6 separate regions of the Mus musculus genome follow, and all the other regions are linked to region 6. A link is a loop called in an ENCODE intact Hi-C map of the cell type or tissue named here. Cell type or tissue: heart. All regions are shown on one strand. Region 1 overlaps Ociad1 (OCIA domain containing 1). Region 2 holds the start of Fryl (FRY like transcription coactivator). Region 3 overlaps Fryl (FRY like transcription coactivator). Region 4 overlaps Ociad1 (OCIA domain containing 1). Region 5 overlaps 1700025M24Rik (RIKEN cDNA 1700025M24 gene). Region 6 overlaps Fryl (FRY like transcription coactivator).

What was found. Hi-C counts contacts between places; a loop is a spot of excess contacts. Peaks named below come from ENCODE experiments on the same cell type or tissue, not always from the same donor. Only the 100,000 strongest peaks of a DNase experiment are listed, where the experiment ranks them.
Region 1: a loop joins it to region 6, with 4 times the contacts of the local background. A loop is called at or near these places in 15 of 42 quality-filtered maps.
Region 2: a loop joins it to region 6, with 4 times the contacts of the local background. A loop is called at or near these places in 15 of 42 quality-filtered maps.
Region 3: it touches region 6 in a loop (1.9-fold over the local background); 9 of 42 quality-filtered maps call a loop at or near these places.
Region 4: it touches region 6 in a loop (2.1-fold over the local background); 15 of 42 quality-filtered maps call a loop at or near these places.
Region 5: it touches region 6 in a loop (5-fold over the local background); 7 of 42 quality-filtered maps call a loop at or near these places.

The regions. Positions count from the first base shown.
Region 1 is chr5:73,297,254-73,302,253 of GRCm38, reverse strand. Ociad1 (OCIA domain containing 1) reads right to left here. Exons shown (of 9, transcript NM_023429.4): 4 at 1,537-1,590. Among named protein-coding and RNA genes, the nearest start is that of Ociad1, 7.0 kb to the right of the region's middle. In heart, a CTCF peak has its summit at 2,856 (motif pointing left); no DNase peak of the experiment used is centred here.
Region 2 is chr5:73,253,913-73,258,912 of GRCm38, reverse strand. Fryl (FRY like transcription coactivator) reads left to right here and starts at 2,295. Exons shown (of 63, transcript NM_028194.2): 1 at 2,295-2,513. In heart, CTCF peaks have their summits at 1,423 and 3,077; DNase peaks (open chromatin) are centred at 2,162 and 2,902; H3K4me3 peaks cover 3,541 bases; H3K27ac peaks cover 3,013 bases.
Region 3 is chr5:73,191,602-73,196,601 of GRCm38, reverse strand. Fryl (FRY like transcription coactivator) reads left to right here. Exons shown (of 63, transcript NM_028194.2): 3 at 1,489-1,616. Among named protein-coding and RNA genes, the nearest start is that of 1700071G01Rik, 37 kb to the right of the region's middle. In heart, a CTCF peak has its summit at 2,090 (motif pointing right); DNase peaks (open chromatin) are centred at 2,731 and 4,631; H3K4me3 peaks cover 763 bases; H3K27ac peaks cover 2,817 bases.
Region 4 is chr5:73,304,583-73,309,582 of GRCm38, reverse strand. Ociad1 (OCIA domain containing 1) reads right to left here. Exons shown (of 9, transcript NM_023429.4): 6 at 4,899-5,000; 7 at 2,830-3,005. Among named protein-coding and RNA genes, the nearest start is that of Ociad1, 14 kb to the right of the region's middle. In heart, no CTCF peak of the experiment used is centred here; no DNase peak of the experiment used is centred here.
Region 5 is chr5:73,269,871-73,274,870 of GRCm38, reverse strand. 1700025M24Rik (RIKEN cDNA 1700025M24 gene) reads left to right here. Exons shown (of 3, transcript NR_040689.1): 2 at 3,077-3,215. Among named protein-coding and RNA genes, the nearest start is that of 1700025M24Rik, 12 kb to the left of the region's middle. In heart, a CTCF peak has its summit at 1,991; no DNase peak of the experiment used is centred here; H3K27ac peaks cover 553 bases.
Region 6 is chr5:73,128,461-73,133,460 of GRCm38, reverse strand. It overlaps Fryl (FRY like transcription coactivator), which reads left to right. Exons shown (of 63, transcript NM_028194.2): 6 at 76-215; 7 at 894-990. Among named protein-coding and RNA genes, the nearest start is that of 1700071G01Rik, 26 kb to the left of the region's middle. In heart, no CTCF peak of the experiment used is centred here; a DNase peak (open chromatin) is centred at 2,250.

The DNA.
Region 1 (5,000 bases), 170 kb before region 6:
TAAGCTAACAAGTTAGTTCCTTTGGGGAATATTAAAAAGATTACCATCGGCTAGGGACATAGCTCAGTTGGTAAAGTGTACATAATAACCCCAGAACTGGGCCTTGCTGGCCTGCCTAGTCTACCTCCTTGAATTCTGGGGCAGGGAGATAACCTGTGGAGATGTTTGATAATGACAAACAAGACCACACTCACATGTATACACAGATAAGTAAAACCGTATTATTAGCCAGACTCCTAAATTTCTAAATTATTTTAAAGATTGGGTTCTTGGCCTATTGGGTTCTAGAACTGTAGTTACAAATAACTGTCAACCACTGTGTTGGTTTGAATAAGAATGGCTCCCTAGCTTCCTGAGTTTGAATGCTTAGCCTATAGGTCGTGGCACTATTAGGAGCGTGACCTTGTTGGAGGAAGTGTGTCACTTCAGGCTTAGAGGTCTTATGTGCTCAATCTAGGCCTAATAATGTGGCACACAGCCTCCTCCTGCTAAAGATCCAGATGTAGAACTCTCAGCTCCTTCTCCTGCACCTCGTCTGCCTGCATGCTGTCATGCTTCTTGCCATGACAATAAAGGACTAAAGCTCTGAAACTGTAAGCCAGCCCCAATTAAACGTTTTCTTCTTAACTCGAAATAAGATAACTACCACATGGGTACTTGGAATCAAACTTGAATCCTCTGCAATAACATGAGCACTCTTCACTGCTAAGCCATCTCTCCAGGCCTTCTAAGTATTTTTTGAATGCCAACTCATCCTTACCCATGCCCCAAAATGAGAAGACAAAGCCAGAATAGGGAACTATAGGTCTTTAAGCCAGTGCATATGAAAAACCTTAAATGTGTAAAACAGACTGCAATATTGACTCAGTATGCTTAGTATGGACCCATAAACTATATTTCTAACAATCTCTAAGATGCCAGTGTTCAGTTAGCCCAGGTTTGTTGTTGTTCTCCTTGCAAACTAGCCAGCCACAAGGGTTGGTTGGTTGGTTTTTAATGTATGCCTGTGTGAGAAGCTGAAGTGGGAACAGGAACTAAACTCGGGTCCTCTGGAAGAATATCAAATGCTCTTAACCACTGAACCATCCCTCCAGACCTAGCAACAAATGTTAAGGTACTTTTCTGCTCTTATAGATTGTTACTGATACCAAATTCTCTATTTGGTTGGTTGGGGTTTTTGTTTTTGAGGCAGGGTCTCAAGTAACCCAGGATGGCCTTGAACTTCTGATCCTCCTGCTTCTACTCCCCAAGCGCTGGGATTACAGACGTGTGCAAGCACACTCAGTTCTTTTACACAGTACCAGGGTTCAAACTCAGGGCTTCCTGCACATAGGCAGGCACTGTAACAATTAAAACACATGCTCAATGACATCAAAATATCAAATCAATAGAATCCCCTGAGTGGGTCTAGATAGTTATTCTAACACTGTATAAATTGATCAGTGATCCTGTATTGAGTAAGATCCTATTTTCTTATCTAAGAATCAGGAAAATAAGATAAAGGCAGATATCCAAAGTGTGAATGTGAACACTTACCTTTACTAATTAATCCTTGAGTAATCAGCATACTTGTGGCAGCCAACGGCACAGCTATAGGCAGAAAAAGAACTCGTCAGTATCAACGAGAGGAAAACACTGTTCTGCGTATACTAGGAGATAAATCAGTCTCAGTAACAGGAAAACCATCAAGATGAAGATTCAACAACCAAGATTTCTATAGCGGCACTGTGCATACAAAGCAAAAATAAAGGAGTATTTTCAGAAAACATTCCAAAATATTAATGTAACTCGAGAAACCATCTGTACTTAGGTTCCAATAGCAATTCATTAAAATAATCAAGTTAAAGTAAAATGATGAGGAGTCTCATCTGAAGTCACAGGAAAAGCAGGAATGCTGGAGAAGCACAGCACAGGAGGAGCACTCGGTACCAAGAGGTAATCAAATCCCACAGTCTACATGCCTCGAGTGAATTATCTCACGTGCCTTTTATCATCACATCCGTATCAGGGAGCTCACAGTACTACCAGTTACAAAATAAAGTACAGATATTAAGAACCTTACTCACTTAAATCCATATACTTAAATCAGCATTAAGTCTCACAACCTACCAAAACAAAATATGCCTAATATCTGATCCTAAGATTTTAGGCTCCACATTATACTATCTAAACCAAAATATAAAATACATTTGACCATGTGATTAGAATATCATGTATTTTAAATATTCCTTGAAACCATATGAAAATATCTAAAAGATGCCTATTTTCTGCAATGATGGGAGTTGATCCTTGGGTCACTAGCTTGGCAAGAACTAGCTTTGCTAACTGACCAGTAGACGGATCCCTAGAATGACAATAAATTTTCCAATATGAAATATCTCACCTTTTTGTACAAACAGAGTCTATACTGAAAACCCACTTTTCATCCGGGAGTCTAGAATTTCAGTACCAGATACGCTAAGTGTGCCCATGTGATCAGTCCCCAATAAAAACCCTGATCCTAGGTCTCTAAGGAACAGACACCATAGAAAGACTCGGAGATCCAAGCGTCCAGCTTCCTTTGAACTCCACCAATGCTCCTTTAATTAATTTTGCCTTTTGTTTTTAATCATAAACTATTTTAAATTCAAATAACTACATGCACCTGGTAAATGGCATACTTTATAAAGTGCCAGCGAGTAAACAGTCTTCGTGCAAACCATACAACTGCCATTTTGGGGGCTGGAGAGATGGCTCAGTGGTTAAGAGCACAGACTGCTGCTCTTCCAGAGGTCCTGAGTTTAATTCCCAACAACCACATGGTGACTCACAACCACCTGTAATGGGATCTGATGCCCTCTTCTGGGGCGTCTGAAGACAGCTACAGTGTACTTACATATAATAATAAGTAAATAAATCTTTAAAAAAAAAAAGAAAAACAAAACAAAACAAAATACAACTGCCATTTTAAGGCAAAAGCACCTCAAGACAAAACATGAAAAAAAATGAACTTAGCCTTTTCTAATAAAATATTAGTTTTGGACACAAAATATTAATTCCAGTAATTTGCATACATATGCAATCAAATCAGCCTTTTCCTTCCAACCATTTTAAACATGTAAAAATTATTTTTAGCATATTAAATACAAAAACCACATTCAGTCCATGGATGTAGTCTGCTCAACTCTTGTCTGAACTATGTGGCAATCTAAAAAGTAACGATCATTTTAACTATTATAAAAATTTTATGATCAAGATTTCTAACTCTGTAATTGGACATCAGCTTTGCCATCAGACGTAATTTGCAGCCACCCTAAGGTTTGACTGATTCCTACTTTACTTATTAACAGGTTTTACCTCTGCTGGAAAAATGCTCTCTTTAATGTCTGCTGGCTTGAATGCCTTCAAGTATTATCACTTAAGGATTTTTCAAAGGACAAACCATCTTTGATTACAGTATCAGTTCATTTTGGTTCAAGGACTGTAATACATAGTACTGAAGAACAGCAGAAGGATCCGAGGCGATGCATTAGTTAGCCACCCTACAATGGACAACACTTTCCCGTCTGAGACAGATTGACTGACAGTCCAGACGATGGGATGCTGGTGCTATTCTACTTCCATTTGCCATCATGCCATCAGACCTTCCCTTCCCTCTTACTCCATGCAGGGTTGATGGATTAGGCTTCAGGTCTATCCAACTGACATGATCTATTTTATGTCACACAAAAATAGAATGGTTAGCTGCAGGAGCTCTCAGCTGTTATCTAGTCTTAGTCCTAATTAGAGTAAAGTGATACCCAAAATGGACAGACAACTCGTGTGCTTCCAAACTGCACAGGTGATTCATAGATGACCTAGGGTTAGAACCCAAGTTCTCTGGCTCCACTGTACTATGTAATTACTACTCCTGTCTGTAAATAATCTGCTTCTTTAGGTAAATCTATAGTAGTGATGACCACTGTCCACACTATATCCAATACAAGCATTCCCACAGTTTCTTGAGGTCTTTTCTCCTCACAACTACAAAATGCTATTCTAAATTTGCATAGAAACTTCACTGTATTAGACAGAATACACACATACATTTAATAGATACCCACCATTTGTAAAATTAGAATTAATTCCCACAGCAATTACATGACATAGGTAGCTATCTTCCCCATTTTGCAGATCAACACGGACATAAATAGAAACTTATCCATATCTCACATCTCTTAAAGTGTACATAGGTGGAACTTGAATCCAGACCCAAGATCTATGTTTTTATCATTGATAATACTGTCTAATTTGAAAATAAGTAGTCATAACATCACCTCTCATAAAGAGAAGTAAGAAGAGTCTATTCACCCAGATAGAGCATTCATACATCAAAGAAAGATTTCAGAAGTCCCATGAGCAACTTATGGTTGGCTGTGGCACTGAAGCATGGCTGACTCACAAAAAGCTACATCAGTGATGACTCCCCTCAACAACTTTTAAATAGCTATTTTATTGGGGGAAACAAACAAACAAACCCTTTCCATCATCTAGGCTATTGCCACTGATGTTGGTGACATGGCACAAGTAGATACCAAGTCCCTAACATGGAAGGGTCTGCTTGCAGGACAAAGAAACCAAGCAAGCAATGTCCTCCCTAGTGGCTAACACTTGTGGTATCAGGCAGCTTACGGCAGGAGGATGGGAAAGAACTATGGACAACAGCCATGGTGGCCATGCCAAGCAAGATGTGGTTGCTGCTATAATGTTGGCATGACTAATATGGGTGCCATCTTCTTTACAATAATGAGTCTGATTTTAAATTTTATACCAGAAGGAATAGTTTACAGATGTCAAAAGGGTGTAAACTTTATAATCAGTACATTTCCAGGGAATTATAGTTACTTTACTATTCTGTTCTGATCAATACTCACAAGCCAATACTCTCCTAAGTTCCATTACTCATTTGCATAAATATGTATTTCATATATAGCATTCCATATCTAAGAAATGTTATAAAATGTTCTATTACATGACTATTA
Region 2 (5,000 bases), 130 kb before region 6:
TGACTAGAAGCCAGAAGACGCCTCAAAGCTTATCGAAGAGCTAGGATTATAACTAAGCAGCAGGGTGTGTATTTAACGTGCACAAGGCTCTGAATTCCACCCCTGGCACTGAGAAACAAAACAGAGCCAAGGAAAAACCCAACACACACCCAAAAGGCAAGTGTATAAGCAATAAATGAGCATCCTGAAAAAGAACACATATGTGCCTACACGTCTAAGGATGGTTACACAGACATACAGTTGACTGCGCACATGTACAGGTATAAGTGAGTACAAGTGTGAAGTCATACAAGTTCAGGTTCCTTGTCTTCATTCAGATTTAGTCAGCATGGATGGAAAATATTGGGAGGACGAGGGATTTAAATTATTGTTGGCGTGCACTATGTAGCAAGTCCCACCCTGATCACGTCTGCATTGGACATGCATAGATGTTATTGGTCATCATTCTCTCAGTGATCCAGTACAATAGTGAGTCCCATAGCACTGACATTGTGTTAGCTATTAGAGACACTCCAGCGTTTATTTTCAATATGTAGAGGACTCTGCATGCTACATGTCAATGGCATGTGATTTTATAGGAGACCTGAATAACGGAAGATTAGGGTATCCCTGGGGTGGGGGGTCTTTGAAGAAATTCCCTTGCAGATATGGGAAAGAGGGATGACTGTATCTGGAGGAGTAGGTTGGAAAGGGGGCTTAGTTAAAGGCCGTAATTGGGTGCTTGTATTTGTGAAGGCCTTATAAAACAGCTAGGTTCCCATCTCTTGTCTCAGCGTGTGACAATCGTGAGGGGCTGAGACTTTAGCTCACTGGTAGAGGACTTACCTTGAATGCATGAGTCCCTAAATTCATTCCCACTGCTGCAAAAATGTACAAACAATTTAAAAGGAAGGACCTGCAAACACCAATCAAGTCCCGCCTCTCTTACTGCTCCTCGATAATAATGGCTCTCTGAGTTCAGGAAAAAAGCCTTATCTCTCAACTGTCTATGCTTATTTCCCTCTCTCTAAGCTGGTCTGGTCTAGGGCGGCATTGGGCACAGCCACTTTCTTGGCACTACTGGAGGTGACTGCTGCACCTGTAGGGATCCTCTGACGTCGTCAAAGGATCGTCAAAAGTATCAAAGACCATAGAAAATAGAGAGAACACTTAACCTGTTCCTTACTATTTCTTGGCGGGTCCGAAAGCCATAACCACACTCAGGTTTTTTGGAAATAACCTTCGTTTCCTATATCTGGGGTAGGAACCTGGTGCTAAGTTAATGCAGATCCCGAGGTTGTCGCAGGATTCCTCTCCTTTAATGAGCAGGGTTCTGCCACTCAGGTTTCTCCTGGCGAGACTTCTCCCTCTTCCTTTGGGTAGATGTGCTTTCCCCGGAAAGGTGCCACTGTCCTTCAAAGACTAGCCCTCTGGTGTCCACATTTGTAACAAGAGGAACTTTGAGAATATCAGCAAAGAGGAATATATGTTTAATCTTTCCAAACAATTTTTAAAAATAATAAAAAATAGCATAGTCCCGCGCAAATGCCAGTATGACACACAGGACGTGACCTAAACGGAACTTCTAATGGGAAGAACTTAACGCTTTTCTGAACGTCCTATTGCAAGATAAACAAGGAAACCCCTGGGTTTGAAGACACCTTCGTTAATTCTTCCGGGTGCGTAAAGCCAGGAAGTCAAGGATGTGAGCAGAGTAGACAGGGAGTGTGAACTTGATTAATTCTCAGGAGCCAGTATTAGGATTTCAGGTGTTCTCACTCCATTCACGAAATAGGATTGGGCTCTCAGGATCCCGCAGCTGCTGTGGTGTGCTTTTTATCTGAAGATTTTTGCATCCTTTCCACCTCTCTTTCCCGCCTTCCTCAGTATAGGTTGTTTGTGCTCGACCTCTACCAACATTTAAAGGTACAGAGGCTTTGAGGGTGCCAAAATAGGGAAGACTTTACGACTGTCTTTCAGCCGTCCAGGGAGAGTGATAAAAGGTAAGGGGCGTGCAGACTTGCCTTTTCTTACCCAATCAGGTGCACAGGAAGATGTCTTTCTACCAATAAAAATAAAGTTAGCTTTCCGGAGGCGGGAGGGTGAGCCGTGACTGCCAGTTCTCCAAAGCAACGTTGGAGGCGAGGACCGAGAGTGATTAGAGGTAGGTCCAACCCGGGGGAGGGGGCGGGGCGAAGGTGGGGAAACTCTGAGCGGCGGGGAGGCCGGCCAGTGGAGGGCGAGGACCGCTGTTCCTGGTGTAGTATCCTTCGCCAATCAGGAAGGCGAGTGGGTGGGCGGGGCAGAGAAGGGGTGGGCAGAGCTCGCAGCACTGCCGGGCGCCCGTCGGGCTCTGGGAGAGACAGAAATCCGGTTAAAATCAGAGTCGGAGGGAGGTTTAACCACGAATCGGTCCCGATCGGATTATTCCTTAAAGGGGACGCGCCATTGTCAAAGAGAACGGAGCCTGGGGCCCGAGGGCGGGGACCGGCGGCGCTGGAGGAACGAGGCAGCTGCACGGGACTGGGGACCTGGTAGGTGCTGTTTGGGGAAAGGCGCTTCATTTCACTTTCTCTTCCAGCGCGGGGGCAGGATCCGGGATGCCCGCCGACCGTCGGCCGTAGGATCCGGGATGCCCGCCGACCGTCGGCCGTGGGATCCCGGGTCCCCGGCCCTGGCCCGGCTGCCCTTCTTGCTGCGAGCCGCGAGGGAGGCGGACCGGGATGGGCGGCTGCGGCGCCGACTGGGGAGGCTCCTAACGGACGCGGGCGCGGTACTGAGCCGGGGTCAACCGAAAGCCCGTCGGAGCTGCGGCAGACCCGTGGGGGAGCACCGCGCGCCCCGCTCTGCTGCGCGCCTCCTTCCCGGCCCGTGCCCGGCTCTCCCCGCGCTCCCGGCTGCCCTGGTCGCGCGCCGTCGTCTCCACGCTCGCTCCGCTCTTCCCGCGCGCCCGGCTGCCCTGAGCGCGCTCCCTGCGCCGCTCGGCGCGCCGGCTTGGTTCGCACGCCGCGGGTTCACCGCGACCCGGGAACCGCCCGGCGAGGAAGCGGGCGGCGGGGCGGTGGCGGCAGGCGCTACTGCTGGGTTGATCATCCGACCCGGCTGAAGGTGCCGGCAGGCGGCCTCGGGAGGAGAGGCGGCGGGCTCGCGCTGCGCGCCGAGGTTGCCGGCCCGGCCGGGCATTGTCCGCGATCCTCCGCCGCGTCTCTCCGCCCACTGCTTGCGGTGCTGGGAGGGGTGCGGACCTGGGCGCAGAGCCCACTCCGCCTGAAGCGACGGCGCACCCCCGGACCCGCGCCTTTCCGGAGCCGGGGTCGGCCCGGCGGACGCCAAAGTCACCGCCCGCCGCCGGGCCTGTGCAGCCCGGGCCACCGGCTTCGCAGACACCGGCGCTGGCTCCTCGCGGTCCGGAGCTCAGCCGTGCAACTTTTCTTTGCCTTCTAATGGGAGTTGTTGCTTCCGGGCGGCAGGTTCTCCCGGCCCGGCCGAGCCTCGTTTCTTGCGTCTGCAGAGGCCGATATCTAAGGCGATCTGGGGCCTGAATGCTTTACTACTAGTCCAGCTTTGTTCCTCATTACCTACAATCGCTTTGCTTGTAGACTTTCGAGGATATAAGTCCCAGGTTGCTGTGTTAATAAAAGAATAAATAAACGGGTGGGGGAATGGCTGAGGGGCTAGAGCTTCAGACAGAACTAAATGTGCTTTAACCTTTGAACTAGGGAAAGTATTACCGGGACTCCACGACAGAAGCTCTTCGAGGAGGGTAGAAGGGTCTGTAGGATTGGGGGGGGGGGGGAACAATGAACAACTTTTGATGGAAATAAAAGTTGGTTTTATAAACTGCTGTTCCGCCTAGCAGGTGCCTTCCATAAAGTTGATCTCCCCTACTGAATGCAGGCATTGTAACTACTTGCAGGCAGGCACTCTTGCTATTGGTGAATCAAATAAGAGGTCTTTGCACTGTGAACATTCTGCCGGTGTTGAACTTGTCAATACTTGCAGCAGAAATCATAGCTAGAAACAACACATCCCTTGTTGGAGTCCTTATTTAGAAAAGAATGTTTTCATAAGCCTTCATTTTGACAGTTTCTTGAGCAATGGTTTGTAGAGCGCTTGGAGGCGGCAAGCTGCAGCCTTATCAAGGAAGTAGCATCCGGCCTATGATTCTTTGGTCTTATTTTTGTTTCTTATTTTCAAATGTAGCCGCTGATCCTGGTTGCCTTGTGCTCTGTTACAGTATTTTGTACTTTGCAAGAATGAATTTTGTTGAGACACCTGGCCCGGGTGGGTTTTTTCCTTCCTTTAAGGCAATGCAGATTTTAAAATTTGTTTATCTTTAAGCTACTGTCTAAGAACTCTTGAGTGAATGCTGAACGTTCCCAATCTCAACAATAATAACACAGAAACTATATTTGGGAAACAAGTCCAACTTGAGACATTGATACTTGAGAGAGAATTCCCTTGATAATATCCATTTTTGTTCCACCTTATTATTTTAATTCTCCTGTGTTAACAATATCAGGCAAGTACCTGGTGGGCATAGTCTTCCTTGCTTATTATAGGAAGGAGGTGTTTAGAACAAATTTAAAATTTCCCGTTTTTACTTCCTTATTTAGTGGCATATTTAGACAAGAGACTTTCTAAACTTTAAAGAAGATCACACAAGGAGAAAGTGTTCAGGAGTGCTTACCTTTGAAATGCCTATGCATTATGTGCTGAATGGCATGCGTTTTTCTGTTTTCTGTGTACTGCATACATATTTCTAGATAACTATGAGTTATGACTGCTTAGAGATTGTTGGGAGAGCTGGGATGGTCCGCTCTGCCTTATTTCTTTGCAGATCCAGTGTGTAGCTGTATATTCAGTAGAGGAACTGTTTGAAGTCTGGCAGGAAAAGATGCTATCTTACAAAGGCTGTGGAAGATACATTGTTCTCTAACTGATACATATGATGCAAACTGCTCTCCTACTGAGCTGTATCCTCAGACCTAATGAGCTAGTTTTAACAGTAACAATTCCTA
Region 3 (5,000 bases), 63 kb before region 6:
TCTTTCCACCTTTACATGAACCCTAGGGATCCACCTCAGGCTACCAGGTTCTCCGGCATGCCTTTGTGACTCAGCCTTCTCGCTGGGCCTGGAGCTGTGTCAGTTCTTCCTGCATTTTGCTTTGATGGGCCTCACTTCTGTGAGTTGTCCTGAGAAAGAAGGCGAAGCCCAGTTTAAGTCTCATGAAGCAGTATGCTGTGTACAACCTTACCAGTAAGACAGAGGTTGTAATATGGGTTCTATGTACTTTGAGGGAGAAAAGATGTCATGACCCAAAGACAAGGAAAATATCAAGAATGTGCCAGAATGTTCTTTCTTCTTTTCTTTTTTTCTTTCTTTTGTTGGAAACAGAGTCTTTCTAAATAGTCCCGGCTGTCCTGGAATTTACTGTGTAGACCAGGTTGGCCTCAAACTCACAGAGATCTGCCTGCCTCTGTTTCCCAAGTGGTGGGACTAAAGGTGTGCACCACCATGCCCAGTCTGGGTATCTTTGTGTGTGTGTGTGTATGTATGTATGTATGTATGTATGTATGTATGTATGTATGTAAATATTCATGTATTTATAGATTTGGGAATGCTTAGTGGAAAGTAAAACATTGCAGCAAGTCTCAGTCATTCTGATTATGGAAAAGTGTGATGTTTAAAACATATATTTATTTATGAGATTTGGGGCTTTGAAGACTTGGTCTTTGCTGTGGCTTTGTCCACCATGCTTCTTAGTACATAGAATGCTACACCCTAAACACCTATAGATCTGTTAGATATGATGCCTAGTAGATACACAAGCTGTTAGACAGTGCTGTATTCTAAGGAGTGCAGTGACAGTATGTTAAACATGTAACTGAATAAGATGGTGGTGTGTGTGTGTGTGTGTGTGTGTGTGTGTGTGTGTGTGTGAGGTCAGCCATCGGTTTATTAAAGCATTGCTTGGAGAAGAGGAGGGCAAAAACATATAAGCTAGAACAGACCGGAGGAACACAGTTGCCACTCTCTGGATTCTATTCAGTGGTTAGAGCATATGGTTAAAAAGATGCTTGGAAATTTGAGCAGTGATTGGTAGTTGATATTAGAAGTTACTAGTATACTATAGGTATTCTAATGGGCTAGAAAGGCCTTTGTTTTAGAGCAAAGTATACTGAATTGTCTACACATGAAATGCTTGGATGTCTGCCTTTTTATTTCAGCATAATCCTGGGGATGGACAGGATATGCAGCTATGACTGAGATATGATGATATACGGGGAGCTAATTGTTGTATTTGTGAATAATGGGAGCAGGTGCTTTTATGATGATATTCTCAATAATTTTACAGCAGTTGGAAAATTTCCAGAGTTTAAGAAAAAATAAGTAACGTGTCATGATCAGAAGAGATGGTAGAACCAGGTGAATGATTGCTACCAGAAGTGTAGATGGATACAAGTTAACATAAAAATGTTTTTAATTATAATCATCTCTGACAGGCAAATGTTGTGTTTTGTTTTCCTTCAGAGACGAAGCCATTTATTTGAATCTGGGCAATTACCCTCTAAATGCTTAATTCTTCAAACTGCTCAAGTGTCACGCGTGCTTAGCTGCTCCATGTCACCACCAAGAACTTAGCCGGGAGTGGCACTACGGTAAGATCACAGTAAACCCTACTGGTTAAGAGTGAGGTCGAGAAAGAGCTTTTAACGCCGCTGTGAGTTTAGCTCTCAGCTTCGATTACAGTTTCTGTCTTAGTCACTTCCGCCCCGCCAACCGCGCTCCTGACATGATGAACTTAATTGTGAAGAGGTTGGTTTGAGCTCATGGTTTTGGAAGTTCTGGTCTGTGGATTGCTGTCTTGTTGCTTTGAACCTTTGTCTGGGGAATCAGAACGTGGGAGTAGGGAGCCAGGATCCCACCCGTTTCTTCAAAGATGATGCCCCAATGATTCCATCCCACCCAGTAGCCTCTACCTCTCAAACTTTAGATATGTGGGGCCATTAGGATACTTACACAGTTTTTTTAAAAATTATTAATATTTTACTGTATTTTTATTATGCGCATGGGTGTTTTGCCTGCATGCACGTCTGCACTGTGTTTGTGCCTGGTGCTCATGGAGACCAGAAGAGGGCACCAGGTCCCCTAGAACTGCAGTTACAGGTGGCTGTGAGCTGCCAAGTGGTTGCTTGGGAATCAACCCCAGGTCTTCTGCAAGAGCAGCCAGTGCTGAACCATCATCCCTCCAAGCCCCACGGAGGGATAAGATAAGAGCCAACAGCACATTCCACTCAAGGTTATGATAACTAGTTCAAGTGTAACAAGTAAATGGGGTTTCGTGACCTTTTCCTCTCAGACGGAGACTGTAATGGATAGTGTTTACCACCGGAAATGTAATGCTGTCAACCCTACTCTGTGTCTCAGCCAGGGCTGGTCTTCACGTAGCTGACAGTTGTGGCTTCCACTTGGTTTATCAGGGGTCAGCCTAGGAAGCAGATTGGGCTCAGGAAAGCTTTGTGCCCTACCCTGCAGGGAAAACTGTAGCGATGAGAACGGATTTTCCACCTTAAACAGAAGACTAGCTGGAATGAGGCAGCGGATCTCACAGCAAACACATGAGGGGTGAAGGGAATCTTGAGGTCTCTTCTGTGACACCCAGTGCTCGCCTTTCTGTGCCCCAGACCCTTCCTTTCTGAGATGTGAAAGTGAGGTTGGGGTTAATAGTAACCCGGCAGGTGGTTCAGCGCAACTTCCTGCCTGGCATCTGCGTCCTTCCACGCCACTGTGTTACAGGGCTCCCTTAGATAAGAGCCCGAGAAGAGGCCCAAGGCAAACAGCAGACACACCGTGTAAAACCCCTGAGGTCACAGTCACTGAGCAAACACAGAATAAGAGCACCCACAGGCAGTGAGAAACCTCACGGCTTAGAGTTATGACATTGCTTCCCTTGTTTGTGGGGATCGGGTCACAGAGATTATCAGTTTTATTCCTTGTAGGCTCAGAGGAAGCTCGGAGAGAGAGTGTGGTTTTTCTAATAGAAGTACTACTTTAGGGAAAGAAATGGAAGTCTTCCTTTCCTGTTCCTCACCTAGACAGAGTCCCTCCACCCACCCTTACTTGGTCTCGAGTATCCCAGGCTGGCCTTGAATTCACTCTGTAGCTGGGATGATTCTGAATTCCCCATCCTTTTGCCTGCTTCTCTAGAGTGCTGGATTAAAGGCGTATCCCACCGCTCTTGGTTTACAAGGTCCTGGCCAATGACCCCTTAAGTCTTACAGTCTAGGAGCAAGGGCAGGAACCTGACTCCAAGCAGATGTGAGCTAGCTACTCCTTCACAGTCATTTCCCCTGTTGTCTGTAGGGACGGACGGCTTTGCCCCGTCTTTAGAAATGTTACATTTCGCATCTATTTTCATGTCCGTTACTGGAAGAGAGCAATTGTGCGTGTGTGTGCATTGCTGAGCGAATCTGAGTTTTGAAGTTCTGCTGAAGGCTTCTGAAGTTCCATACAAGCAGAGTTACCTGGGCTGCTTCTGCCTTCTCTGTGTTCCCTTTGTTCCTGTCCCTCGCTCTCCTGTCTTTTCCTCCCACAAGGCAGGGAGAGGCCTGAGTGGGCGCTAGCTCAGGTTTTAGAGCCTTTCTGTCTTCTGTCTGTCCCCATAACATCGAGGTCATGGGATTAACCCCTTGTGCTCTTTTACCATATGGAATGGATTGTAGTTATTTCAAAAACAGGGTGTTGGTGACTACATTTATTACAGTTTATGATTCATTTCTCAGGGTTTTAACGTTATGTTTTAGGTGGATCTGTTGCCAATGACTTTTTTTTTTTAAGATTTATTTGTTATGTATGTGAGTACACTGTTCTCTCTTCAGACACACCAGAAGAGGGCATCGGATCCCATTACAGATGGTTGTGAGCTACCATGTGGTTGCTGGGAATTGAACTCAGGGCTGTTAACCACTAAGCCATCTCTCCAGCACCTTTTGATGACTTATTCTAGGTTTTCTACTATTGTGAAGAACGCTTGAGCTGGAGAGATGGCTCAGAGGTTAAGAGCACTGACTGCTCTTCCAGAGGTCTTGAGTTCAATTCCCAGCAACCACATGGTGGCTCACAACCATCCGTAATGAGATCTGACACCCTCTTCTGGTGCATCTGAAGACAGCTACAGTGTACTTAGATATAATAATAAATAAATAAATCTTAAAAAAAAAAGAACGCTTGATTCTAAAGGGGATGTGTGTGTGTGTGTGTGTGTGTGTGTGTGTGTGTGTATATGCACATGTTTAAAAGTCTAAGGTTTTCACTGGCTCAGCTTTACAGTCAGTGTAAGTTGTGAGATCTGGTAGCAAATTTTCAAATTGATAAAAATTATTTTTTGAGTCCAAGTTACTCTCTTGCACTCAAGATCTTAAATTTATATGAGGAAGATACACCCCAGAACAAAGCGAATTTATTTTTTTACATTATCACAGTGAAGGCTGTCAGAGTCTAAATGTTAAACCTTATCGAAGGCTAAGCATTTTATGGCATGGGTCTATTGCAGTTAACACCCACTGTGGAAGGGCGCACAGATGTGGCCTGCAGTTTCAGACCGACAGTGTTCGGCCTGTTATCAGCACAAACAGTAATGTCCTAAAAAATCAGCCTTCAAACAGCTGGTGGCCGGCCGGCTGGGCTTTAGTACCGCCTAGGCTCACATGACGTCTCTTTGCTCTTTGCCTCAGATAGTATAGCCCTCAACGAGTCATCAAGGAAGTTGGTCCCTGGACCTGTTCTTTGTGCTTCTGGCTCTAGTAATGTAGAAGAAGCACCCTAAGATGGATTTTTTAAAGAGAGTCGTGCCTCCTGTCCTCTCGGGAGACCTGGTTTTGGATATCAGAGAGAAGATTGAAGGAGACCCCCCCAAATTACTTAGGGTGCGAAGACTGTGTTCAACTTCCTCTGAGAGGACAGTGGGTGACCCAGGCGAGAATAAGTGTTGTGGAAATCACGATGACAGATGTCTACATCAACAAATGGGTAAAGTAAAAAGG
Region 4 (5,000 bases), 180 kb before region 6:
AGGGCCATACAAACAGTTCAAAAGCGTAACTGATGAAGACATTCAGTGCCTGTCCTACTCAAGTTCATACACCACACAGAAAGTACTTTCCAGCAAGTCGGTCCACCAACTAGTCATGTTATTTTAGCAATATACACACTAAATTTTGAATCAATTCTTATAAAGGGTATTAATTTAAAGCTCCAGAGAATAATCAGAATCTTTCAAGCAACGAGAATTAAGTAGCACTTTCAACTTTAATCTTTTATTTTGGTAAATTATACTATATCAATATAAAACAGGATTTCAACTGGTAATTTGCTCTAATATACCATGATTAGAAACTAATATTTTCTGGATAAAAAGAAAAATAATCTTAATTTAGAAAATGATCTTATATTCATTTTAAACATTTGAACTGCATTAGTGGTAAGCAATCAATGAACTCATTTCCCCTCCCAAGAGGTATCTTTAAAGTCCTGATGTAGTCAGGACCACTGGGTCTGCAACCCTCACTTGACTAGCCATTGGCACAAGTCCTTGGGCAAATCACTAAGCTTCTCTGAGCCCTGTTTTCTCCAATTGTGAAATAATGTGAACACATGACCTCTAGAATTCCTTCCAGGTCTTTTTCTTATGCAAAAAAAGAAAAACATATTTTTCTGATGTTTTGTGATATAAACCCCCACACAAGATTGGCAGAGATTTCACATTTTCTCCATGTGGAAAGCTGACTGAAAACACTATGGCAGGATACTGAGAACATACTTTACAGCTCTGTGCAAGTTACTAAGACCTGGAAGGAATAAGAAAGCCTGTAACAGCAATGGCTAGAACTAACCAACAGGTATGGCAGAATGCCTTCTAATTGAAAAGATCACTAAGTCTTTGGATCCTTGAAAAAGAGCTAACAAGGGGGCAAACAAGTCTCCAGCAAAAGTAGAAGGTGTCTTGGAAGGGACAGCAGCATCTGGGCAGAGCACGGGGGATAGGGGTCCTGGGGGTTGGGGGGGGAGGGTGACATGGCAGGGACGGGGGACAGGGATGGATCCACAGGGGCGACACTGGTGAGTGCTAAGTTTGATCTGGAGGGAGGATGACAACACACTCACAACCCCATAGCTGGACAGATGAATGGCTGCCTCGGAGGTCATTAGTCATATTAAGTATGGATCTTTCTCACTTGTGGGTAAAGACCAAAGAGACTTTTATCTGCTTTTACATGGAAAAACTTAGAACACAAGATTATGCTGATGAAAATGGCAGGAAGGATGCACATCACTGCAACCAAGGACCTGGGCCAGCCTAAAATACAAGGTGAACAGGTCTGAACTGGACTGGAAAATGAAACACAGACAAAGGACAAGAGCTGCCTTCATAGAAAGCTGGTGTCTCAACTCCTCCTGTTCCTGGAATATACTTGGTATCTTTGATCCCAACCAGAAGAACACGGGGGCCACCTTAGGATTAAGGTATTCAACAACATTCCCCTGAGCTCAAGCCGCTCATCTTTTCTGCAACAGCTCCCCAACCCCACCCCATCTTCAGTGACAGTATTCTGCACTGCCACATCCAAACCAAGTGTCACACACAGGCTAATAATGAGCAACTGAAATGCTACCAAGACAACAAAAGATAACTTTGTATCTCCCTTAGTTCTAATTAATTTAGAGAGCCATACTGTGGATCCTCTATGCTCAGAGATACCCAGGCCCTTTGGCGCCATCTTAAGCACTCCCTAACCTATCATCGGTTTCTCATTTTCCACTGCACCCTCTCCCCACTCCTTCATCTGGATGTAAATTCAATCTAGATTCCAAAAGACAAAACAAAGCCAAAACCATAACTGTTGCTAAATTAGCCCTCGAAATTATTGTCAAGATGTAGCCTACAAAGTTCTACAATAATCCAAGACATCTGAGCTAAGATGTCATAAACTTTAGAAAAATATTATCATATATAATATCCCCACACTGAAGGTCAGGATGCGAATGAAAATAAGTAAACATATCAAGCATTATAACAAAACATGGGAAAAAACTACTTTAAATAAACAAAGACCGCATCATGCGTCCCAGTCCTAACTTCTGGTTTCCACAACTCTTGGTGTTTTAGGTTTTTAGATAAAGAACTTCCTTCTTTTCACTGTAGAGTAGAATGAAAGGAAGAGATCTAATATTTGCTGACTGCCTACTAGCATTGTGTCCAATTACTTCATCAAATCCCAACAGTTCTCTGAGAAGCATTACCACCTCCATTCAAAATGCAAATATACATTAGTTTTCTGATGACTCATTACAAGATCAGAGCAAATTTTAAATAATTTAGATGTCAGCCTTAATCTAAGGTTTTTACCTCACGTTTGCACCCTGGACTTTGTATTTACACAAACTTTGCAACGGATTTTAAGTGGATTTTCTTGCATGACAACAGCTATCACTTTCTTTACAATTTTAGACTGGAAACTGAAAGTCAAATCTATAACCTACACCTTCCTGAAGCCTCTGCTCACCACAGGCAGAGCCATCACTTCTTTGCTGATTGTGAACATTCAGCCCTGGGCAATCTCTAACTGTCCCATCTACTTCTGTAGCCTAAGACAAACTAACAAGAAGCCCAAACTGACAAAGCAGGCCTTGCCCATCTTTGTTCTTTCACACCTAGCCAAGTATGTTGGATGAATGAAGAGACCAACAAAAAGAGCAGACATGCTGAGTCAGGCTGATGGATGAAGTTAGGCTGACAGCAGACAGTAGCAGAGGTGAGATCCAGCAGAAAAGAGCATCAAATAAAGTGTATACATACGTTGGACCATAAAATGCTGAAATTCATTTCAAGAGAAGTTTCTACCTTGGGCAATATGGTCAGTAATACCAGTGGGAGTGGACTCGTTCATAGAAGCACTAAATGGAATTGGCTCATAACGAGGAAGCGCCTCCTTTTCTATGTTGTCTGCTGCTGGAGATGTCCCGAAAGAGGACTGACCACTCACATTTGAGTCAAATTTAGGCTTTTGAGTATAGTGCCTGAAAAAGAATATCATAATACGTAAGAACAAAGGATCATTGCCCTTATTAAGGTATAAAAGCTATGAATTTCTAAAATACTCATAACTTTAAGTTATTTATAAGCAGTTGAATAAAGTTTATTTCTAATATAAAAGCAGTCACGCTATGTCCTGACCCACTTAGGCACCTTAAACATGGTTACTAAGTAAACATGATGATGATTATGGTCATCAGCCCCCGAGAGGCTCACTTAGGAAAATCCTGGGCTGGAGACCAGATTGGGCTATAGTATAACTGCCTCAGAAGTAAATAGTCATTCCATAAAGGGAAATAGAAAAACATACATTCCATTTTCTAAATATTTAGCTTTGGGGGTAGGTGTCTCTCACAAAGAAAAGCCTCCTTCAGATCAGGTTTCATAAACATGTCCATGCTGCCCATAACGAGGAGGAGGAGGTTATGTCCACAGCTACCGTCCATATAATCTATGCCTTGCTGACACAGACATAGGTATTACTACACATAAAATTTGTTGTTTCCATTATGAAATAATTCATCAGTCAGCTTAATGATCTTACCTATCTACAGATTATAGTTTCACAATATAAAATCCAAACCATTTCTTTTTTTCTGAAGAAAGTCAGAAATGGGCTATACATTTGCTTTACTAAATTTAGAAATCTGAAAAAATTTTGTTTGTTTAATATTAATAAAATATGATTTTTGTTTGCTTTATTAAATTTAGAATTCTGAAAAAAATTGTTTGTTTGCTTATTTATTTTTTGGGACAGGGTCTTACTGTGTAGCCCTGGCTGTCCTGGAACTCCCTTTATGGTTCCAGGCTGGCCATGAACCCACATAGATTGGCCTCTAAAGTGCTGGAATTAATGGCATGTGGCACTACATCTACCTTTGGAACCTGAAATTTTTAACATTTCCAAGTGTTTAGCTTTGGCAGCAGGACAGAGATGGGCACGGGCTGGTCTGACTAACCTCCTGCTTTAACTTTCCCAGTGGCGTGGGTTGCATATGCCATCCCACTACATTATCTTTTTGCAAGAGTTTTCTTGTAGTTGTTTTGTTTTGAAGAATTAACGTTAACTTTAAATAACAAAATCATATTGTAGCAAGTTTGGGTAAGGAGAAAATACGACACGTGGCAACTAGGATTACTAAGTGCTTACACTATTTTACTGGTGTAAAGTCTTCTTTAGAAACAATTCTATAAATACTTAATTTTATATTATATCTCTTCAGTTTATCAAATACACGTCACCCAGATACTTCAGACTTCACAGTAGCTCACAGTGCCCATAGCACACATGACCACCCATCCATCCATCCCTCTCCACTGGACATGATGCTAACTCCAAATTTTCCTCTATTTAAAACTGTAAACAACCTTGAACCTTCATGTTTTGCTTTTCCTTTTTTATCTGATCTATAGTTTTGTAAATAACAAAATAAACAAAAACTCCAAATAGTTTTATCAGCACCAGCTCACGTTTGAAATATATACTTAAGAATTAACTATGGTTCTTGGTATGAGACAATTAGAACATAAAGGTACTGTGAGCTTCACGAAAATCAAATAGACAAGCATTTTCTGCTAAGCTTATTTTCCTCATAAGCAATAAAGAAAAAAGTGGCTATCAGTTGAGCTAGACTGAGAAAATCTGGTAACTTGAAAGAAATCCAGAATGCAGTAAACCAAGTGCTTGCCAAAAACAATTATTTCTTTATTCTTTTACAGGTCCTAAAAGCAGCCAAATCTTGCTCCACTTTTTAACACTTCCATACTAGAGGAAATGGTGATAGGCAGAGTTTCAAGCCTTGTGTTCTGACAAAGAGTTGTTTCTTAAAAAGCAGAGTCGGTGTGAGGGTGAGGGTGTGACGTGTGAGGGGACTCACCCTGGTGGAGAAGAGCGCCGCAATTCTCCCGACCGCAGTGCTTCTCCAAGGGGGGAGTTTTCAAGCTTCTTGAACTTCTCTTGGCACGTTTTCACGTAAGAA
Region 5 (5,000 bases), 140 kb before region 6:
TCCTTTTCTTCTTCTACTTTCTTCTTCTTCTTCTTCTTCTTCTTCTTCTTCTTCTTCTTCTTCTTCTTCTTCTTCTTCTTCTTCTTCTTCTTTCTTCTTCTTTCTTCTCCTTCTCCTTCTCCTTCTCCTTCTCCTTCTCCTCCTTCTCCTTCTCCTTCTCCTTCTCCTTCTCCTTCTTCTTCTTCTTCCTCCTCCTCCTCCTTCTCCTTTTTTTGACAGGATCTCAGGTACCCTAGCTGGCCCTGACATAGCTTTAAGTATGACCTTGGGGGCTAGAGAGATGGCTCAGCAATTAAGAGCACTGACTGCTCTTCTAAAGGTCCTGGGTTCAAATCCCACATGGTGGCTCACAACCATCCATAATGAGATCTGCTGCCATCTTCTGGGGTATCCAAAGACAGCTATAGTATACTTACATATAATAAATATATATATTATCTATATCTATATCTATATATAATAAAGAAAATGACCTTGAACTCTGATCCTCCTGCCTCTACCTCCCAAGAGCTGGAATTACTGGCATGTGTTACTGTACCTATTTTATATGACACTTAGGATTGAACCCAGGGCTTTGTTGATGCAGTTACAACTGAGCTCTAACTAGCCTGGAGCCTTTCCTTTATCTGAGCCAGTTACATTTGTCTCCGTGATGCTCTCATCTATTTCCCACAACTTTCAATACCACATATAAATGGGAACATCCCAGGTTATATCTCTGGCATGAACCATTCCTCTGAGCTCTGGACTCATGTCTAGATATGTCTGCTTTGCACCTCCAAATCGTTCCTTCCTATGTATTCTCGGTGATTTGGACCTGGGAGTCATCCTGCAACTGCTCTTTTCCTCAGATTCAATCCATCTTCGTGTCCTGTCAGGTTTGTAATCACAATGTATCAAGAAGCCATTAAAATGTCGCCTCCTCCCTTGTGACAAATCAACTCCAGGATACCAATGTCTACTCCAGGCATTTGTGTTACTGTTCTCACAGGCCTGCCTGGTTCATGTCGTCCATGCTTCACTCAGAACCCAGAGTGAGCTTTTTAAGTGGCTAAGTTGTAGCATCTCATTCACCATAGGAAATCTCTTCAGTGGTTTCCTACTGGGTTAAGAATACAAAACAAGTCTTTGCCTGCGTCTCCAAGGCTCCAAGGAGCTGCTCCACCTCTCTGACCTCATGCCATAACCTCTTCTGCCCCTTTAGTCTGACTTAGAAACTTGAAGTCCCTGTCCTGTGAAGATGCCAAACGTATGATGGTCACAGTGAGGGGGTTGGAGGTGGGGAGAAATGGGGCCTGAGAAGGATCTGAGTGTGCTTTTAGGATAAACAGAAACATAGTGTCCTGTCTAACTAAGCATGCTGAGAGAGCCAATGGATCTATCGGTGTAACCAAATTGAGTTTGTTATGATCAGCACTTCTCTGTTCGTTTGTGGACTGGCTGAGAGGGGATGAGTCTGTGCAAAGGCAGAAACCTTCGAGTTGTCTGTACAGTTCTTTGGTTGATGCTGACTCCAGTTACCTTTGACTTGCGTTATCTATGCCACCATGTGCTGCCTTTTTTCCAGTTGGTTGGATGAGGGAGGCATTGGCCTGTGATTAACATATTAATGAGCTCCATCTTAGTCAACCCAGGACTCTACTTCTTTTATACACCCTCTTTATCTCTTTTGTGAAAAAAACAAAAAAACAAATAAACAATAGCCCATGCATCCTTTCCCCACTCTCTCCTCTTCTCTTTTTATTCTCTCTCTCCTCCAAAACCTATGTGCCTGTGTTTCCCATCCAGTTCAGACTCTGAACAACTTTCGGGTGGAGTTACGGCTGCATTCGCAGGGACCAGCACGTTTGATGGCAGCAACTGATATTGAAGAATAAATGTGGGTTGAGAGTATAAATGGAAAGTCAAATTCTTGATGTCGTGTTCAGAATCTTAAGACCTAAAGAAACAAGCCAGTCTCCGTAGAAAAGGACGGAGGAAGCCAGAGAGCGCTGTCAGATTTAGAAAGGAATTCTGCTTAGGAAGCTGCCCAGAAGCGAGCGCTAAGTCAGAGGTGGAATTTACCACCACTGCCCCCACCCCCATCTTGGCTTTAACTTTACAAGTCTGAAATGTATTTGTTATCATGCTAATAACAGAAGATCCACTTCTCAGGACTGTCCCGATAAACTGGAATGTGTAATAATGGTGTATAGACCAGAATGCCAGTTTATAATGAGAGCTCAGATCATCACAGGAATCAGCATATGTGAAGTCTGTATAATTAGTCCTTCCCTGTAGCTAGGCATTATAAGAAGCTATATCAAATAATAAGAGTGCTTGCTAAGTAGCGATTAGAGACCACAGCATGGCGATTATGACACAGACAGACCTGAACTTCAGATCCTGAGTCTGCCACCGACTTCCTGGAAAGTGGGAATAATAGTAGTTCCTGCTTGTGGCAGATGGCTTTGGGGACATCTTCGAGGCCACACAAGTTAGATTCTAAGAATAACTGTCTTTTCTCTGTTCCTCTCTCTTGTATATAATGTGGATTTAGTGTCCCTGTTTTTATATTGGGGCCTTGCCCCATCTTTCATGAGTGAGAGCTAGAGTCCTAATTTAGGTAGGAGCAATCAGATTCTCTTTCCATAGGAATTTGTGATTGGTTTGGTTTTTAACTAATTAGAGAGTTAAATTTGTTTTTCAGTTCTGGGGATTGAGTTTTAGGCCTCATGGATCATAGCAAGTGTCCAACCACTGAGCTACACTGCAAGCCTGGAGCTTGAAGTTTAGATACAACAGTTCAACCTCATCTGTTTGCCTGAATAAATTGATGATACCCATCCATGAACTGCCATCTAGTTGAGGATGGGTCAGCAAAGAAGAGGAGAGATCAATGAAATAGGATTACCCAGGTTAGCAGAGACTGAGACCATGGCAACTGGAGAGACCACCTGAACAGCACCTGCCATTGTCCTGTCCTAAACCCTTCAGAGGCTCCCAAGTATCACTTTCCACTGAGACATTTCAGCGTTCTCCCTTGAAGAGGCCCTTCTTGCGTAAGCTAACCACACTCTGTGTCTTCCATCTGCAGAAAAAGAACTGTGGATAACAGCCCAAGATGGTATTTTGAAGTGAGTAGACACCTGGAGAATACAGTCTTCCTGCTACCGGGGTGATGGATAAACATCTTCAATCAAGACATCCTGAGGATCCTACGGGTTTAGATGAAGGTGACCAGAAGAATTCTTTTAACCAAAAAAACAAAAACCCTCTGCCTGCCAATCATTTCCTTTTCCATGGACATTCTTGTCTTCTTATATCAGCATCATCAGCATATTTAACTTTTCTCAGACACTTAGGGTGGTGGGCGGTTCCGTCTCTGTGGTTTCTGGATTTTTCTGTCGTGGCTTTACATACAATGAGTCGTAGATGATTTTTCGACCCCTCTCCTCCTCACAACCCTTGAAGACACCTCAGCATAGTCCGATGCACTAACGTGCTGATGTTATAGTTGTCACGTGATAGTGTGAGCAGAAGAGCTCTGTGACCTACCCTTACCTTCTTTGACTGCATTGTCAGGCTTCATAGGGCCATTCCCAGGGTTGCAGCCAGACCTCTTCATCTCCCCAGTGCCACCATTGTTAAATATTACTCTCCTGCTTTCTTGTATTTTCCATTAACCTTCTTGGACCCCACTCTGCTGACACTTCCTGAGGCAGGCAAGGGCATTGTGGAACCCTGGGAAATAGCAGTTGAAACAATTTGATTAAAATACCAGAAAATAGTGGGAGACTGTGCTAGAAAAATAAGCTGGGGTCAGACTTGTAATTGGCATCAGACGACAACAATACAACAACCATGCCTCTACAATCTCGGGGGTAGGAAGAAGCAGGGAGGGCAGATTAGCTTGAAGCCCCTTGGAATAACTCAGAAATGCCTTCTGTCTCCATTATGCTGGGCACAAAGAGTCGCTGCTTTCCACTTAGGCGGTACTTACTGGCTATGGTGACGATTTCACCGCTCTTACTGGAAGCTCTTTAATCACAAGTTCTTTAATGTGAAGGACACTTCTGATGTCGGTACCATTCTGGAGGCTAGAACAAATTGTTTTCTTACTTGCATGAAAATTACCAGGCTGACATTGTACAGGCTAAAAATGTTCACATAGCAGAACTTCTAAAAATAGATCCAAAATACCAAATTGTATTGAGTGGGACTTCGAGACAGCCACTAGGTATCTCCATATGGTTGTAAAGTTTGTCTGTGGAAAATGTGAGCTGACCTGCTGTACTGGGGGACCCAAAGAGAAGGGTTTTTCAGACAAAACAAAACCGTCATCAAAACTTACAGATAAACGTTTAATTGCTTCACCCACAGACTGAAAGATAATGATTCCCTAAAGGCAATGTGTCTCTATGGAGGATAATTTCGAACACTGTTCAGTTGTTACGAATTTTTTCCTATATCCTGTGTCAAGGGATAGTTTACCAATAGGGGATTTTGACCTTTTCACTTGGTTAATAAAATATTTGCTATGCTAGAACTCCAGTATGTGTAGCAGATAAATAGTTTTTAGTGTGATAGACATCTGGAAAACAATAGATTAATTCCTTGAGGTTTTGTTACTTGAACTTGAGCTTCTGTCTTGTTAATTTATCACAGGAGTCCTTCCTTACTATGTAACTAATACGTTTACCATCAACATAATTAATATATGGGGTCTTATGCATGGTTCAGACTGATACTTGCAGAAAAAGGGTAAAATGTGAAGGTTTTGTTTTTATTAAATTGAACCATTCTATTGTTTGTTTATGTGCATGCATGTGCGTGCACATGGGTATGCACACCTGCAGGCATGCAACAGCACGCATGTGGAGGTCAGAGGACAACTCTTAGGAGTTGGTGCTCCCCTCCTGCCTGTGGGCCTCAGGGACTGAGCTCAGGCTATCGGCCTCCGTGGTAGGCGTGTTACCTGATAAGTCATCTCCTTGGTCCTACATGCGAAGAGTTTTTAC
Region 6 (5,000 bases):
TGGGGTGGCTCGTGGAGCGGGAGGTTGCTGTCTGCCGCTGTTACGCGTATCACACCCGGCCATCTTGCCTTTCAGTTGGTAAGCTCTATGAGCTCCGTAGCCGAGCACTGTCTCCCCTCCTTACTCCGAACCCTGTTTGACTGGTACCGACGCCAGAACGGAACCGACGATGAATCCTACGGGTACAGGCCTAGGTCGAGCACAAAGTCTAAGGGGTAAGTGGCTTATCTAACTGTCTTTCCTGGACGTGGGGCACTTGTGGTCGATGGGGTGATGGTGTTATCAAGCCGAGACTGTGTCACTATCTACTTTATTTAGAGACAAGGTAGATAGAGTTTATGCCCATGTGTGTAAGTAAGAGTGAAGGTGTTCATGCTTAAACTTTAATAATCCCATTAAAAAAGTTATCCCATGTTGTGTTTTTAATCTAGAAAAGTTAGTCCTTTTGTTTAGTTTTGTCTAGTTTTTTTTTTTTTTTTTTTTTTTTTTTTTTGGTGTTGTTTTTTTTTTAAGCTACCAATGGATTATAAAGCCATGCTAGGCTTTCTAGAGGAAACTGGAAGTACTTTTCTTTCTCTTGCCAATTTTTCTGCAAAGGGCTTATTTCTAGTAGACAGAACAGTGAAGTGTATGTTGTATGTATAAATAGCCAATGTCTAAAATCAACAGAACATGCCATGCATGCAGTGGGATACTGAAGCAAAGTCCCTGTTGCAGTTGGTGCTAAATACCCCCACTTCTAGTCCTCCCTCCCTCATCTCCGCTCACTCTCACACTCACGCTTGCTTGTGCTAAGGAGGAACACAGTAAACCACACAAACCAACCACTCTACAGCAGTCATTTTGGAACTCGGGAGTCTCAACACAGTTCTCGTTTTGGGTTCTCCTTTCAGAGATGAGCAGCACCGCGAGAGAGATTACCTCCTGGAGCGGCGGGATTTAGCCGTAGACTTCATTTTCTGTTTAGTTTTGGTAGAAGTTCTAAAGCAGGTAAGTGCCCCTGTATCTCCAAGCCTGCATCCTGGGACACTGTCTCCCAAGCCTTCCTGGTTCAGGTATGGCCCTGAGGACGTTACCTGAGATTCTGGCCCACAAGGTGACCAGGTCATTTAATTTAATCACGCGTCTTTCCACTTCCTGGGACTTGCCTGCTCTGAACTTGTCTGTCCCTGGTTATGTGAAAGTAAATCTTTTTGCCTTCACCTGCCATCCGAGATGCAGAGTCGTGTTAGGAGGAACGAGCTGAGTGGAACTCTGTTACCTGGGGACTCTGTGCTGTTTGCCTGCCATTTGGCTACTTAATCCTTTCTTTTCTCTCTCTCTCTCTCTCTCTCTCTCTCTCTCTCTCTCTCTCTCTCTCTCTCTCTCTCTCTCTCTCTCTCTCTCTCTCTGTTTCCATGATGTGGAAGTAAAGACGTAAATAGCACCGGAAATGTCATTTGTTGAAAATTAATGAAGGTGTGCACGCATACACATACTTGTATGAATTTGAAGGAGGTTTTTTAAGTTTGTAGGCTTTTAGACATTTGCATTATCAAAGGATCATCAGTGTATTTCTAGCTATGGCCTGTGGTTAGAGAAGAAGACTAGAAAATTATAAAAGAAAACCCATAGGTTTTCCTTATGATGCATTCAGATAGGAGTTTCATTTTTGTTACTTAGAACGGGATGTGAAAGAATAGCAAATGCCGTATCTAGAAGTAATTTGCAGTCTAGTTTGATTTTAGTTAATATAATATATTCTTGGACAATAGTGTTTATTTTTACAGTGTATGTGAACTGACAGTTATTTTCAAATGAAAAGCATAACAAATATGTAAAAGAGATAAATGAGTTACCTAAAGGTCAAAGGCACCTTAGTATATACATTTTGTTGGTGGTGGTGGGTTTTTGTTTTTTGTTTTTTGTTTTTTTTCTGTTTTTTTTTGTTTTTGTTTTTGTTTTTTGTTTTTTTGTTTTTGGGTTTTTTTTGTTTGTTTGTTTGTTTTTTTTTTTTTTTTTTTTGTTTTTTTTTTTTTTTTTTTGTAGATCTGGGGATCCGATTTCCCCTGTGACTTGTGCTAACAGGGCAGATCAGGTTTCTCTGATTTTTTTTTTTTGAGTGTGACCAGAATGCCAAGATGCCAAAACTAAAGTTCCCAGAGCAGGAGAGCTGTGGGGAGAAAACGCCCTGGCCACTGGTGACCTTGACGGTCCCCTGTGGCTGATTGCAGTGTCTCTTGTATACTGACACTTGTGTGCTGCCTTCTGTGGTCCTGTGATGTGTGGGCACGGATCCAACCCTCCCTGGTGCACCCTTGGCAGGACCCTGAGCAATGGCCATGCACTCCTCTCTCACTGAAGTAATACTGGGTGTCCTTCTTCCAGTCTGAGGACTCGGAGCCTCCCCACCGGACACTGATCTCTGTGTTCTTCTCCTCTGCATCTCGTGCAACTCTCTAGTTGGTCTCTGTCTGTCTGTCTGTCTGTCTGTCTGTCTGTTGTTGTTGTTTGGCTTTCCAGCCCACAAGTCACCTGTACTTGGACTGGCTTCAGAGCTTCAACCCATAGCCACCTCTGTGTGTGTGTGTGTGTGTGTGTGTGTGTGTGTGTGTGTGTGTGTGTGTTGGGGTGGAGTATTGTCCCCTGACAGTATCCTGCCATCTCCCATCTCCTCCCTTTTCTCAGAATTGCAAGCCTCCTGCCTTAGCCTCTATCATTCACACAGCCCTCTGAACACAGGACAACATCCGTACCAAGCCATATAAGCCTTTTAGCTCGGGGCACTCGGGTGTGAGCCGAGGCACCACCTCTGAGAAGGATCTGGGTTCTGCTGCCACATTGTTCCTCCCGGCTGGCCACTCCCTTCCCTCAGCCTTTACTGTCACCTCATTCCAGAGTTCAGATGTACCCAATCAAACTGCAGCGAGTCACTTAGGACACATATAAGCTTCTTCCAAAACTCTTTGTGGGGACTCTTCTCTACAAAAAGGGCAAAGTCGTTTTTGTTTCTTAAATTAGAAAATGAGATTTTTTTTTAAAAAGTCAATTGAGGTTTCAAAAATACAGTGACAGACTAACCCAATTTTCTTATGTCAAAATGACATAGAGCTTCATAGATCTCCAGAGTAATAGACTTAACAATGTCTTGAATTTTCTAGGACCTTTGCTTCTGTCATGCATACATAGTAGGTCCTCATTAGGCTGTAATTCTGTCCTGCTGTGGCTGGTGGATGTACATGGGGCCCTAGAGCATCCATACATTGAGCTCACTGTCAAAGAGGGTTAACTACTCATGTGACTTAGTCCCTGTTTCCCTGGGTAGTGCTTATGTGCTCGCTACTACTTCCCCATGCATGGAGGATTCTGTAATCTCTGAGCCAGCTGATCATTGTCACTGTTGGGTGGTAGCCAAGGCACACACTTATGTCCCAGCTGTCTGTCTTGTTTGCTGAAGAACTCGGGCTGCCCTGCTTTCCACTAGCCTTTTGTCCTCTGTGTAAAAGGGTAGGCATAGTCTTCCTTTGTTGCATCCCGAAAACTGAACTCAGTAGTGCTTGGTTAACGGGAGATTCCCAGGCAGCCCTCTCTGCTGTCTTCATGTTACGGATGAAGAAAAGCCCTCAGCTGTAGTGCCTTGGTGACAGCTATGCGGTAGTTCTTTTGTCTTTAAATTTGCAAGTTCTCCTTTTAATAAGAAGTTACTATTTTTTACCATATGAAATTAAGTGAAAATTGGCCAGTCTCTCTTCAAATTAGTTTTCCTCGTAACAAGTTAGTACAAAATTTGACTTAATTTAAAAATGAAATCATATGGCATTAATTCACCAATGGAACACAACTGACTCAAGATTTTAAAAATATATTAAAGAAAAGCAGATAGAGAGGCTGGGTAAGATGGCTCAGTGGGCCAAGTGCTTGCTGTGTAGCCATGAGGACCCGAGTTCAGATTCCCAGGACCCATCACAAACCTAAGCATGGGGACAAGCGCCTGTAACCCAGTGCCACGCAGTGGGATGAGATGGGAGAAGCCGTGGAGCTCAGCAACCTGTCCATCTAGTAGAATTGACGCATCCAAGTTGATTGGGGGACCCGTCTCAACAAGGGTGTTAGAGAAGGGACCAAGGAAGCTATCCCACATGAGCAGATACAGCCCCAACACACACACATACACCAAGCACACACACTACACAATAATAATAATGATAATTAAAGACAAGGTAGCTATACCCCAGTCTTCACATCCAAGCTCCGAGAACACACACAGAAAAAAGAACGGGTATGGTAAAAAATGGAGTAGGCTGTGGTGTTGTCACCTCGGTTTGTGGATGTCAGGCAGAGTTGCGTCTCACTGCCACGCTAGCATCTAGGATACTTTGGGTCTTACACTGAGTTTTAGGTGTTCCCCAAGGCAAGGAGCCAGGTGAGAAACCCTGCTGTGGGCACCTTGAGATGCACAGCAGCACATGAGATGCCAGTGGGTAGCCCTGAGTAAGGCCCGTGGCACGTGGCTTGTCATGCTGGGAAAGGCAGGGTGGGTTTGCACTCTCTCTGCTGTGCTCCACCCCGTATGTCACCGTGAGGAAACGAACATGGTCACCTTTGTCAGGAGCGAGCCTCGTGAGTACTCATATCTCAAAGTGGTTTTGTGGTAAGACCTGAACAGAAGATAAAATTTCATGAGCTGGCCACTGGACTAAACAGTGGGTGTTGTGTGGTACCCACCGCGCCCACCCTTCTGGAATGTTCAAGCAGAACCAAAATGGTTACTGACACCCCAGCAGCCATCAGATGTGAGAACTTGATCCCAACCAAAGGTGACACTGTTACCCACACAGGTAGAGCTGTTTTCTGTTTGAGCCAGTAGACCCCGCTCCAGATTCCGGCCACTCTTCCACCTTGTTTCCACTCTTGAAATGAGTAGAGAGAGAGACTCCTGTGACCATGTTCAGCTCTGGAACTAAAATCCTAGAGGTGCAGTCTCCTGTCGTAAAATTCAATGCGGTCTTTCTTTCTCTCCT